Regions from separate parts of the Mus musculus genome. Here all the other regions are linked to region 2. Evidence: chromatin contacts called from ENCODE POLR2A ChIA-PET data. All regions are on one chromosome and are shown on one strand. The core of a region is the stretch at or near the end of the contact, and the rest is flanking DNA. Distances in the headings are between cores, read along the strand shown. Region 1 holds the start of Wdr34 (WD repeat domain 34). Region 2 holds the start of Sptan1 (spectrin alpha, non-erythrocytic 1). Region 3 holds the start of Set (SET nuclear oncogene).

Region 1 (3,469 bases), core at 554-3,053, 83 kb after region 2:
AGACTGGCCTCGAACTCAGAAATCTGCCTGCCTCTGCCTCCTGAGTGCTGGGAAAAATAAATAAATCTTTAAAAAAAAAAAAAAAGAAGTTTGACTGAACTAATGATTTCAGTCAGGAGTCTTCCAAACTCTATCTCCTCAGCAAGCAAGAGCTGTTTAGAGCACCCTGCTAGGCCAGGACACAAATCACGGGCTTGCTGCAAGGACACAGTGTACTCTAACATGGTCACGCTTCTTGCTTTCCACGGCAAGGGCTTCCACGTCCCAGGGCACGGAGAAGGGCCTGGAACACAGAGCAGATCAGGGCATAAGACCATAGGCCCACAAGGCTCAAGACAAGACTGCAGGCACCACTGGGGCTTGGGTTGGAGGCAGACTGGTCAACAGCAGTCTTCGTTTGTGAGTTCTTCAAGACTTTACTTGACCTGTCTCTACTTACCCATTTTGGCCTAACCTGGGACCACTCTCCCTTTTCCTCAAGGATTCTCCAGCCCCTTCCAACACCTCAAACAAATGTGCTGACCCCAGCTCCAGAGTCGGCCAGTGCTCACGCTTGATCTGGTCTTCTCAAATGCCACTCAACATCCATTTTTCCAACAGTTCCTCAGCCCTGCTCTGTCGGTAACATGACACACCGATGTGGCATTACAGTACATTGTCTACATACATGGCTTACTGTAATCCTTGCAACCACCGGGAAAGCAGCTATCTCCAGGTTCCCTGCTGATGAATCCCTAACACACCAGTTGGTCAGCATCAGGCCTCCGTTATCTCATTATTTGTATGTTTTTGGGTTACACTAGAAAACCATAGCAGGGCAGTGGTGAGAGAGGCCTTTAATTCCAGCAATCTCTGAGTTCAAGGCCAGCCTAGTTTCCAGAGCAAGTTTCAAGACATCCAGGGCACACAGTGAAACTCATGTCTCACAAAAACAAAAGCAAACAAACAAACAAAAGAACAACAACAAAGGAACATAGAAAACCGTTCAAGCTAGCCCTCAAGGTATCTGACCATTTCAAACACCAATAATGTCAAGTTGAAATGCCTAAAAACTGCTATTCACAAAAAAAAAAAAAAAAAAAAAAACTTCCAAAAATGGCTCAGCTGGTAAGGGCACTTAGCCAAGCATGACACCCTGAGTTGGATTCCCAGGCCCCTCGTGGTGCAAAGAAATAACAACCTTGTGTAAAGTTCTCCTCTGACCTCCACAGGCGCTGTGACACGTGCACGATCCACCATGTAAATTAACTACATGTCATTTAACGACAGCATGGGACCCCTAAGAGTTCTGTTGTCCTGGTTTGCTTTTGTTGTTGTTTGTTTTCGTTGGTTGGTTTCTTTCTCCTCAGAGACCGAAAAAAAGGCTAACGCGAAAGCATCTGTGAGTTTTTTCATTAAAACATGAAAACACGCGGACCAGTGGTGGCGCACGCCTTTCGTCCCAGCACTTGGGAGGCAGAGGCAGGCGGATCTCTGAGTTCCAGGACAGCTAGGGATGGATACTCAGAGAAACCCTGTCTCGAAAAAACAAAAACAAAAAAGCCGTGAAAACACAACGCTGCGCCAGGCCTTCCCGCCCGCGCTGCCATAGCGGGCCCGCGCCCTCACCGTCTCCCCGCGGATCCCCTGGACGCTCCTCCACTGCGAGGGCACGGACGCCACGCCCAGGGTCTCATCCTGAAGAGGCGCAGGCCGCCCTCGCCGTTCGGCGCCGCCAGCCCCGCCAGCAGCCAGGGCAGCAGCTCCAGCGCTTCCAACGCGCCGAAAAGGCCTGGGCGACGCGCACATTGCCATGGCGACGGTCCCGCCCTCTCGCGCCTGCGCCCTGGAACGTGACCTTAGCGGGTTCGCCCCCCACAAACGGAAGTCCGACGAGAGGAAGTGAAGCTGTGGGCGCCGTTTTTGAACTGGTTACAGCATCGTCTTTAAGGCCCAGAAGAAAAATAATGAAAATGTTTATCAGCCAATACAACAAAACCGCAGCGATTTGGGATTGCCCTATGCCCAGAGGCCATTTGGGGGTCCGGAACAGCTCTTCGTGGTATAAGGAAAAGAGCGGAAGTGAGGCGTGGGCTCCAGGTTCAAAGATGGCGCTGAGCGGCCGGGCGCAGAGGCAGGACCGCCGCAGGCCTAGTGGGCCATGCTGGTCCGGAGAACCGGCCGGGCTGGAAGCAGCCGACTACTCCAGAACTGTACTTTGCGCCATTTGAGTTGGCATCATTTCCAATGAATGGAATGAAATAGATCATACACAGATCGAACGTGGGATTGAATGGATGGGAGGCCTAATAATAAATTTACATAAACAATAAAATAAAATGCTTGTTAAATTAAAATTCGAGACTAACCACAGGAGAAGTTGATCTCAATGATAGATGGCCCCAGGTTCAGTCCTCAACACACACGAAATGTTAACTACAAGTTAGTGCGTGCCTATAGTGTGTCAAGCCAAGCACCCAAAGGCTTATGTTTGTTTGGGTTTTTTTGTTTGTTTCTTTTGTTTTTCGAGACAGGGTTTGTCGGTATAGCCCTGGCTGTCCTGGAACTCACTTTGTAGATCAGGCTGGCCTTGAACTCAGAAATCCGCCTGCCTCTGCCTCCCGAGTGCTGGGATTAATTAAACGCGTGCGCCACCACTGCCGGCAGAGGCTTAGAAATGAGTGTTTATCTTATTAAATCCTTAGCCTTCCGTGTGCTTGCTTGTTAGTTAGCTGGTTTGCTTTTTGAAGTGCTGGGGTTGAACCCCGGGCTTTCTGCATGCCAGCTCCTATGTTCTACCAATGAACTACCCCTATAGCTCAATTGTTATTACTCCTGTGCCTCTTACAGTCAGATATGGAATCGTCCAAAGTCACCCAGTAAGATCTTACAGGTGGCTTGCCTGATCCCCCAAACCAAGCCTGGAGCCTCTAGACAACCATCTGCTAGTTTAGGCCTCTGGGTCTATTTCCTCTTTTCTGAGACTAGGAAGCCTGCCGTGGTCCTGTTCTCAGTGCACCACCCAGGGACAGGATGCCCCTCAGCAGAGCAGCCAAGGCCAGGAAGGCCGATTAGATTAGCAGCACTGGGAGGGATAATAAAAAGCCATAGAAAAGTCTTCCTAACAAGGACTGCTTTGCAAACATCACCAAGGATTCCAAAAATCATACTCAGAGCTCAAAGATTAAGAACACTGGCTGCTTGCTTTTCCAAGACACTCAGGTTCACTTCCCAGGACCCTCGTGGCAGCTAATAACTGTCTGCAAGTCCAGTTCCAGGGAGATTTGACACTCTTTCCGGCCTCTGAAAGCCCTAGACATGCACTTGACGTGCAGTCACACATGCAGGCAAAACATCCATAAACATAAAAATAATAAGATATAATTTTTTTAATCACACTTAAAAAGCCCAAAGCTGTGAAAGTCCTAGAGTAATGTCTTAAAACAGACTTGGAACCAACTACGTCCAGCTGAACTGGACAAAGAGGCTT
Region 2 (3,285 bases), core at 500-2,999:
CCCAGCCCAGAGAGCCCTTGCCACCGAAGTATCAGGTCTTAGACATTGTGGAGAGTTAAGTTATACTAGCCATTTTGTACCCAGTGCTGAACATCTGAGTTTTAAATTTGCTGCAGCTGACTGAAGAGGTGGTTACTATGGTCACCATCAGCTGTTTTCAGAAATGCACAGCATTTCTGCATGCCTTTCATCCCACCACTCAGGAGAAAGAGGCAGGGGGATCTCTGTGTTTGAGGCCTGCCTGGTCTACAGAGCAAGTTTCACGACAGCCAAAACTACAAAGGGAAATCCTGTCTGGAAAAACAAAAAAGAAAAGGAAAAAAAGCCCAGTCCAGGAAGTAGCTCCTCAACCAGTTTTCTCTGTAAAGAAGATGGCATTAAATGCTGTCCTCCAAGCACCTGCCTTTTGGATCTCAGGAGTCTGTGAAGCTGCCGCTGAGCTGTGGCCACTCCCTTTTTATTTTATTTTTTTTATTTTTTAAATCTCTCCTCTCCAAGGAAAATGACTAGGAATGTTCTTTCACCATCATGCCTACAGTCAGAGTAGCTTAGAAGTCACCTTGCAGATCCTAGGCTCAGCAGAAACCAAAGTGCAGAGGACCAGGAAGCTTGGGACTGGGCCTCATCCCAGTTCTGGAGCAATGCCCAGTTCTTTATAATTATTTAAATAGGAGGGTGGCTTGGTAACCAGGAGGCTGATGCCTGGCAGAGCTGCCTGACTACACAGGAATGAGCTGGGTGCTACTCCAATGGTTGCCACACAGCTGTCACCCAAAATGGAGGAAGGGAAAGAGCTTTTGCAGTAGGGGAGCCTGGCTACAGAGTTTAGTTCAGAGCCAGGCCCTGAAAAGGGTTGTGTATAAGAAAAAAATTACAGAAATTGTGTTTTCCTTTTCTCAGAAGTCTAGCACCCACTTGCTTAACGCTTGTGTTCAAATCTTAGGTTCTCTGATTGCTGCTTCGTGCTTGACCTGGGGAGAGAGCTACCTTCTATGTCATCAGGATGCTAATTTGTAAAATGGGAAAGGCAACATCTACCTTGTAAAATAAGAGCAGAGATTAAAAGCCCAAAGCACGTGCGGTGTCAGCTAAACAGCAAAGTTCAATTAATACTGGGGAAAGAAATAGTAATGTCGTTTATCAACTGGGACGAATACACTCTGTCTACTGGCAACAGGAAGATTGCTGAAGAATTCTCCATATCCTGAAATAAAGTCTTACGCCACAAATCAGTCTTTTTTTTTTTTTTTTTTTTCCCTAACCGGGATTTTTTTCCCTACCACCTCCTCAAACACGGATCCTTATATCATCTTTTTTTTTTTTTTTTGGCCCCATCCCCCACCAGAACAGGCAGACTTGGGTCTTCCAGAGCCAAGCCTCCCCCAGAAAAAGTGCAAAGAGGGAGCCAACATTCCAGTGAGATCATCCGAAAGGGACAGGGCGTCTTTCCGGCCAGGGCAGCAACATCCCCAGCCTGACTGCGGCGGCGGGCCCCGCCCTGCCCTTCGCCGCAGTCTCGGAAGGGCTCCCAGGGCGGAGGGGTGCGGCACAGATTCTCTGCAGGGCGGACTGGGCGGGGCAGGATTGCTCGGGTCCCACGCCGCGGCGGGCGGCTGCGGCGGCTGCTCCGCTCTGTGCCGCGCCCCGCACCCCTCGCAAGCGCGTTCCCGTCCTTTACCCCAACCCCCACCACCCCGCCCCGCAGCTTCGGCTCCTTCCGGACGCGCTCGGTCCTCTCCGTACTGCAGTGGAGCAGCGAGTCCCGCCTCTCGCGTCGCCAACCGGGGCACTTCCCTCACGCTCGCGCTCGGCCGCCGCGGGGGCGCGCGCGGCCGCTTATAAAAGCCACAGTGCGCGCGCGCCGCCGTCACTATCCGCTGCGGAGCGAACGGCGTGAGGCAGGGGCCGCGGCGGCGCATCTTTTTCCTCAGCAGCCCTCAGCGCGGCGACCCACGCCCCTCACCCCCAGGAGCCGGTAAGAAAGGGCGGTGGGCGGGAAGGGAAAGGCCGCGGGAGGCCGAGCACCGGAGCGATGTGGACAGATGAGCTGCGGAGCCTCGCGGGCGGCTCCGTGGGCCCCCGCCGCCGCCTTTTGTGGCGCGTGGGCTGCGGGGCGCGGCAGAGCCGGGCGGCGACCTGGAGTGTCACGGTCCGCCGAAGGTACGCGAAGGCCCCTTCCTGCGCCCGCGGCCCCACCCGTCGCGGCAGGTGGCGGGGGGTGGTCCTCGGCAGCACCCACCCGCGAGCGCCCCCGCACCGCCCGTCGCCCGCAACTGCGGCGCTCGCACCTCTCGGAGCCTCCTGTCTGCAGTGAAGGGCTCGCTGACCTTAATTTCATCCTGTGTGGCGGTCCCGGGCCCTCCGGCCGCAGAAAGGCCTCCTTTTTCTTTCCTGGTAATAAATGTCTTTTCTCTCCAGTGCCGACCTGCTCCAGTATAATAGTTAGATGCGGTGCCGCTTGGTTGGAGGAGATCCAAATCCAATAAATAACTTAATAGCTTACAGCTCTTTTCTTTCTATATAAGACATTAAGTCGAAGGCTTCTGGGTTTTTTGTTTTTTGGGGGTTTTTTTTTGGTCAAATTCTACTGCTGTGCCAGTGTGAAGTGATAGAACAGTCTTTTGTCTGAAGCTATCCCTGCAAATTTGATGAAATGCTTCTCCAGGAAAAATTTGATTTTAAAATCCTCTCAGGTACTAGAATTACACACACACATATGCACACACGCGCGCGCACACACACAAACACACACACACACACACACATCAAGAGGGCTTCTATGTAAGTAAGGGTCGGTGTGTTTTAAATGAATGTCCCAGAAAGGGTGAAATCATTTCGAACTGCTACACTTCATAGGGCTTTGTTGACTTTCATCTCTCTGTTTCTGTCTCTGTCCCTCTCTCTACAGGCTCTTACAGTGTAACTCCAGCTGGCCTGGAATTTGCTGAATAGCTCAGGCCGGCCTCAAACTCAGGATTTTCCTGCCTCAGCCTCTCAGATAATCAGGTTTTTCTATATAGAGACCCAAAACATTTTAAGTCGTTTGTTCTTTACCCTTGGTATTTTCAAAAAGCTAATTATTATGACTGTCAAGGAATACAAGAGAAACCAACCATATGAAGTATTTTAATAATGTGTTCAGAAATTGCGTTGTCATAGCAATTGGACTTAAGTAAAACAGAATGTATCAAAGATGGCAGGGTGGGGGTGTCTTGTAGCCAGGAAACAAGAGCTTAAGAATAGCACTAGCAACAGTGAGTTGCATGAAGCCATTGAGCCAAGGTT
Region 3 (3,172 bases), core at 325-2,824, 100 kb after region 2:
GACACTGTAGCCCAGGCTAGCCTCTGCCTCAGCCTAAGTCCTTGTTTTGTTTGTGGAATTTCTTTGCTACTGTGTGCCAGGACCTCACAGGGCTATCAGGAATCATTCCTGGTGAAGGCATCACCTGAGTTTTAGCAAATGTTAGTCACAGTTTATAGCTCTCCTTTTTGTCAGACCGTTCCCTCTTTAAGAAGCCTGTCCACAGTTGCCTGTGTTGGAGGTCTCTAGGCTTGGGAGCTGTGTGGGTTAGAGGTCCTTAGAGGTTGTCGCCAGATTTAAGCTTACCAATTGCAACAGATGAGTGCAATTAATTCACCGACTTGAGCATAAGGTGCACCACCAGGAAGGCCTAGCTGAATTTCCTGGAGTTGAGATGGAAACTTGGAGGAGCACATTTGTATTCTCTCACCATGGACTGTATATATATATATATATATATATATATATATATATATATATATATATATATATATATATGATGTATTTTACATTTATTGTCTACCCACCATGAATGACTTGACTTAAAGCCACATTGCTTTATGTATAAGAGCTGATAATAAAACGGGAATACTGAGAGTATGGATAGTTCAAGCTCTAGTGGTAGAGGAACCAGGTAGAGAGCTTTCTGGATTTCCAGGACCACGTGTTGGGATCCAGGTAGACAGAGAACTATCTTTTCAAGTCCTGAAAAACAGTGTTTAACCATTAAATCCCTCCGACATAGTGCTTAAGGACTTTTTAATAATCTAAAGCTGTTTTTGTTTGTTTGTTTGTTTGTTTTACTGTTTTAGCCTTTGACTTTTAAACATTTCCCCATTTGTCATCACCAAAAATGTGCTTCCCTCACCACTGAGATCAGGACACCTGTACGAAGTTGAGCAGAAGGACCTGTGGCAGAAAGGTCCTTCCTACAGTCAGAGAACTTTCCTGTGGTTCTTTTGAGTGTGAATATGTAACAGATTTTTAAAAATTCAGAACCGAGGGCAGAGGCTTGAATTGGCCCATGCATAAACCCGGTCCCGCGTGTAAACTGGATAGAGGAACTGCTTGCGTGTGGCTCTGCACAGCAGCCTAGAGTTTGAGTCCCCAGCTTCTCCATCTAGAAAAAAATGAAGGTGCCCGGGTGCAGAACTCAGGCGCCTGATTGTAGCCAGGGTACTCCTAAGGCCTGTACTTTTGAGGGGCTGCGCGCGCCCCCTCTCCAGAGCCCCCAGCCGCCCCGCTAAGGGAAGCCACTGAGCCACCACGTGATGGAGTATTGGGGAACGGAGGCCCCGCCTCTCAAGTCACCGCGCGGCGCGCAAATGTCCCGGGTCGGCTGGAGAAGGGGAGAGCGGGGGAGGGGAGCACCGCGCGGGGGCAGGACCATGCGTCGCTGAGCCGCTTCCTCCCGCCTCTCGTCCAGGCCCCAGTGTCCCCACCGCCGCCGCCGCCACCCGCCACGGCCCCGCCCCCTGCCCCGCGGCCGCGGCCAATCGCTGTACGGCGCGAGCCTCTCCGGCCGGGGGCGGGACTTGCGCAGGCCCGGCGCGCCTGCGCTCTGCGGCCTGCCCCTCGCCGGGAAGAGGAGGAGGTGGTGGTGGAGGAGGTGGAGGAGGAGGAGGAGGCGGCTCAGGGCAATCCAGAAGCGAGCCGGAGCGCGGGGCGCGAGTCGAGGAGCCCAGCCGAGCCGCCGCCGCCTCCCCGCCTTCAGCGAGAGCCCCGGCCGGGGGCTCGCCACAACGCGCCCGGGCCTGCCTCCGCGTCAGGCCCCGCGGGCAGTGCCAGGCAGCCAGGGGGAGGGCAGGCAAGTGAGCGCCGGGAGGAGGCGGCCGGAGCGAGCGGGCGCCGCGCGTGTGGCGTGAGGGGAAGCCGCTGGCCGCCCCCTTGGCCGTCCCTTCGCTCCCCCTCCCCGCTCCCCGCCCCGATCGCGGAGGGCACCATGTCTGCGCCGACGGCCAAAGCCAGTAAAAAGGAGCTCAACTCCAATCACGACGGGGCCGACGAGACCTCAGGTGAGGACCGGGCGCGGCGGGGGCCCGGCCGCGCCGCCATCTTTCGGCCCGGACCGCGGGGCTGCGGGGGGCGCGCGGGGGCCGGAGAGCCGGCGCCTTTTTTGTGTGCGGCCCGGGACCGGGGGGCCGGGGTGGCGCCGTGGCGGTGAGCGGTGCGGCCGAGGCGGGGGCGCTGCGGCCTGCGCGGCGGGCGGAGACCCCCCCTTCCCCCCGCCCGCGCTCTCCTCCCCCTCCCTCCCTCCCGAGAAGCCTCTCTTTATTGTGCTCCGCCATGATGCCTCGCTCCCATCAGCCGCCACCGCCGCCACATGGTGCGGCCGGACGCAGCCTTGCGGCCGGGCCTCTAGTGCCGCCCTGCTTCCCGCCCTGAGCCGGCGCTACCGCGGAACCGGGAACCGGGGTTTGGGGCGGGGTAGGGGCGCGGAGCCGGCGGGAGGATGCTCCAGGCTGCGCGGGTTGCGCACCCCACGTGGGGCAGCCACACTCGGGCGCGCCGGGGGTGCGAGGAATCTGGCCCCGAGGCCGTATGATGCAGGGGCTTCAGGGGCCTTTAGGACGCCTAGCCCTCGCCTGGAGGGTCGTTTCGAGCCCAGGACAGCTGCAGAGCCCGGGCTGGTTACCGGAAATGAGACGCGCGATCGGGCCCCTTCACGCCCACTTGGCTTTGTAAAAGCCTTCACAACCCTCGGACAAAAGGGCACGAAATAGGAGCACACCCCCTCTCCTTTTTATGGCTCCAAGTTTTTGAGTAGGGTTTTCCCACGAAGTGTCCTGAAATACTGCACGGCCGTATATGATGACCAATCTCATCAAGAATGGGTTGAAGGAGTAAGGTCAGGTTTACATTCTAAGTCTGAGAAGACGACTCCGGGAAGTTTGGTGACTAACTGGTCTTTGTCGGTGTATATTGATAATCATAACAAATTGAGAGCACTTTAAATTTTTTTAAAGCAGTTATAACAGTTGATAGTATCCTAATTTGTTTTATGGCCATGGACTAGTTTCCACACTAAGTGGCAGCTGGCACTGGCACCCTTTCTCTTACAATTGTATAATATTAGTAATAAACATGAAAAATTCTTGAATGAGGTGAAGCCTCTCATTCACCTTTAATAATGAAGGCCAATGATTGCACCTTTGTAACGAACGAAACTCTTTGAAAAGTAATCCAGGAGTGA

What was found. ChIA-PET counts read pairs that join two places held with the same protein, here RNA polymerase II (POLR2A).
Region 1: POLR2A ChIA-PET joins it to region 2 with 57 read pairs in Patski. The contact joins the promoter of Wdr34 here to the promoter of Sptan1 in region 2. POLR2A ChIA-PET finds 5 or more read pairs at or near these places in 2 of 5 experiments (Patski and embryonic stem cell).
Region 3: POLR2A ChIA-PET joins it to region 2 with 45 read pairs in Patski. The contact joins the promoter of Set here to the promoter of Sptan1 in region 2. POLR2A ChIA-PET finds 5 or more read pairs at or near these places in 3 of 5 experiments (Patski and embryonic stem cell).

The regions. Positions count from the first base shown.
Region 1 is chr2:30,047,076-30,050,544 of GRCm38, forward strand. It overlaps Wdr34 (WD repeat domain 34), which reads right to left and starts at 1,804. Exons shown (of 9, transcript NM_001008498.2): 1 at 1,609-1,804. The coding sequence starts at 1,794.
Region 2 is chr2:29,963,811-29,967,095 of GRCm38, forward strand. Sptan1 (spectrin alpha, non-erythrocytic 1) reads left to right here and starts at 1,750. Exons shown (of 57, transcript NM_001177667.1): 1 at 1,750-1,975.
Region 3 is chr2:30,064,900-30,068,071 of GRCm38, forward strand. It overlaps Set (SET nuclear oncogene), which reads left to right and starts at 1,575. Exons shown (of 8, transcript NM_001204875.1): 1 at 1,575-1,994. The coding sequence starts at 1,922.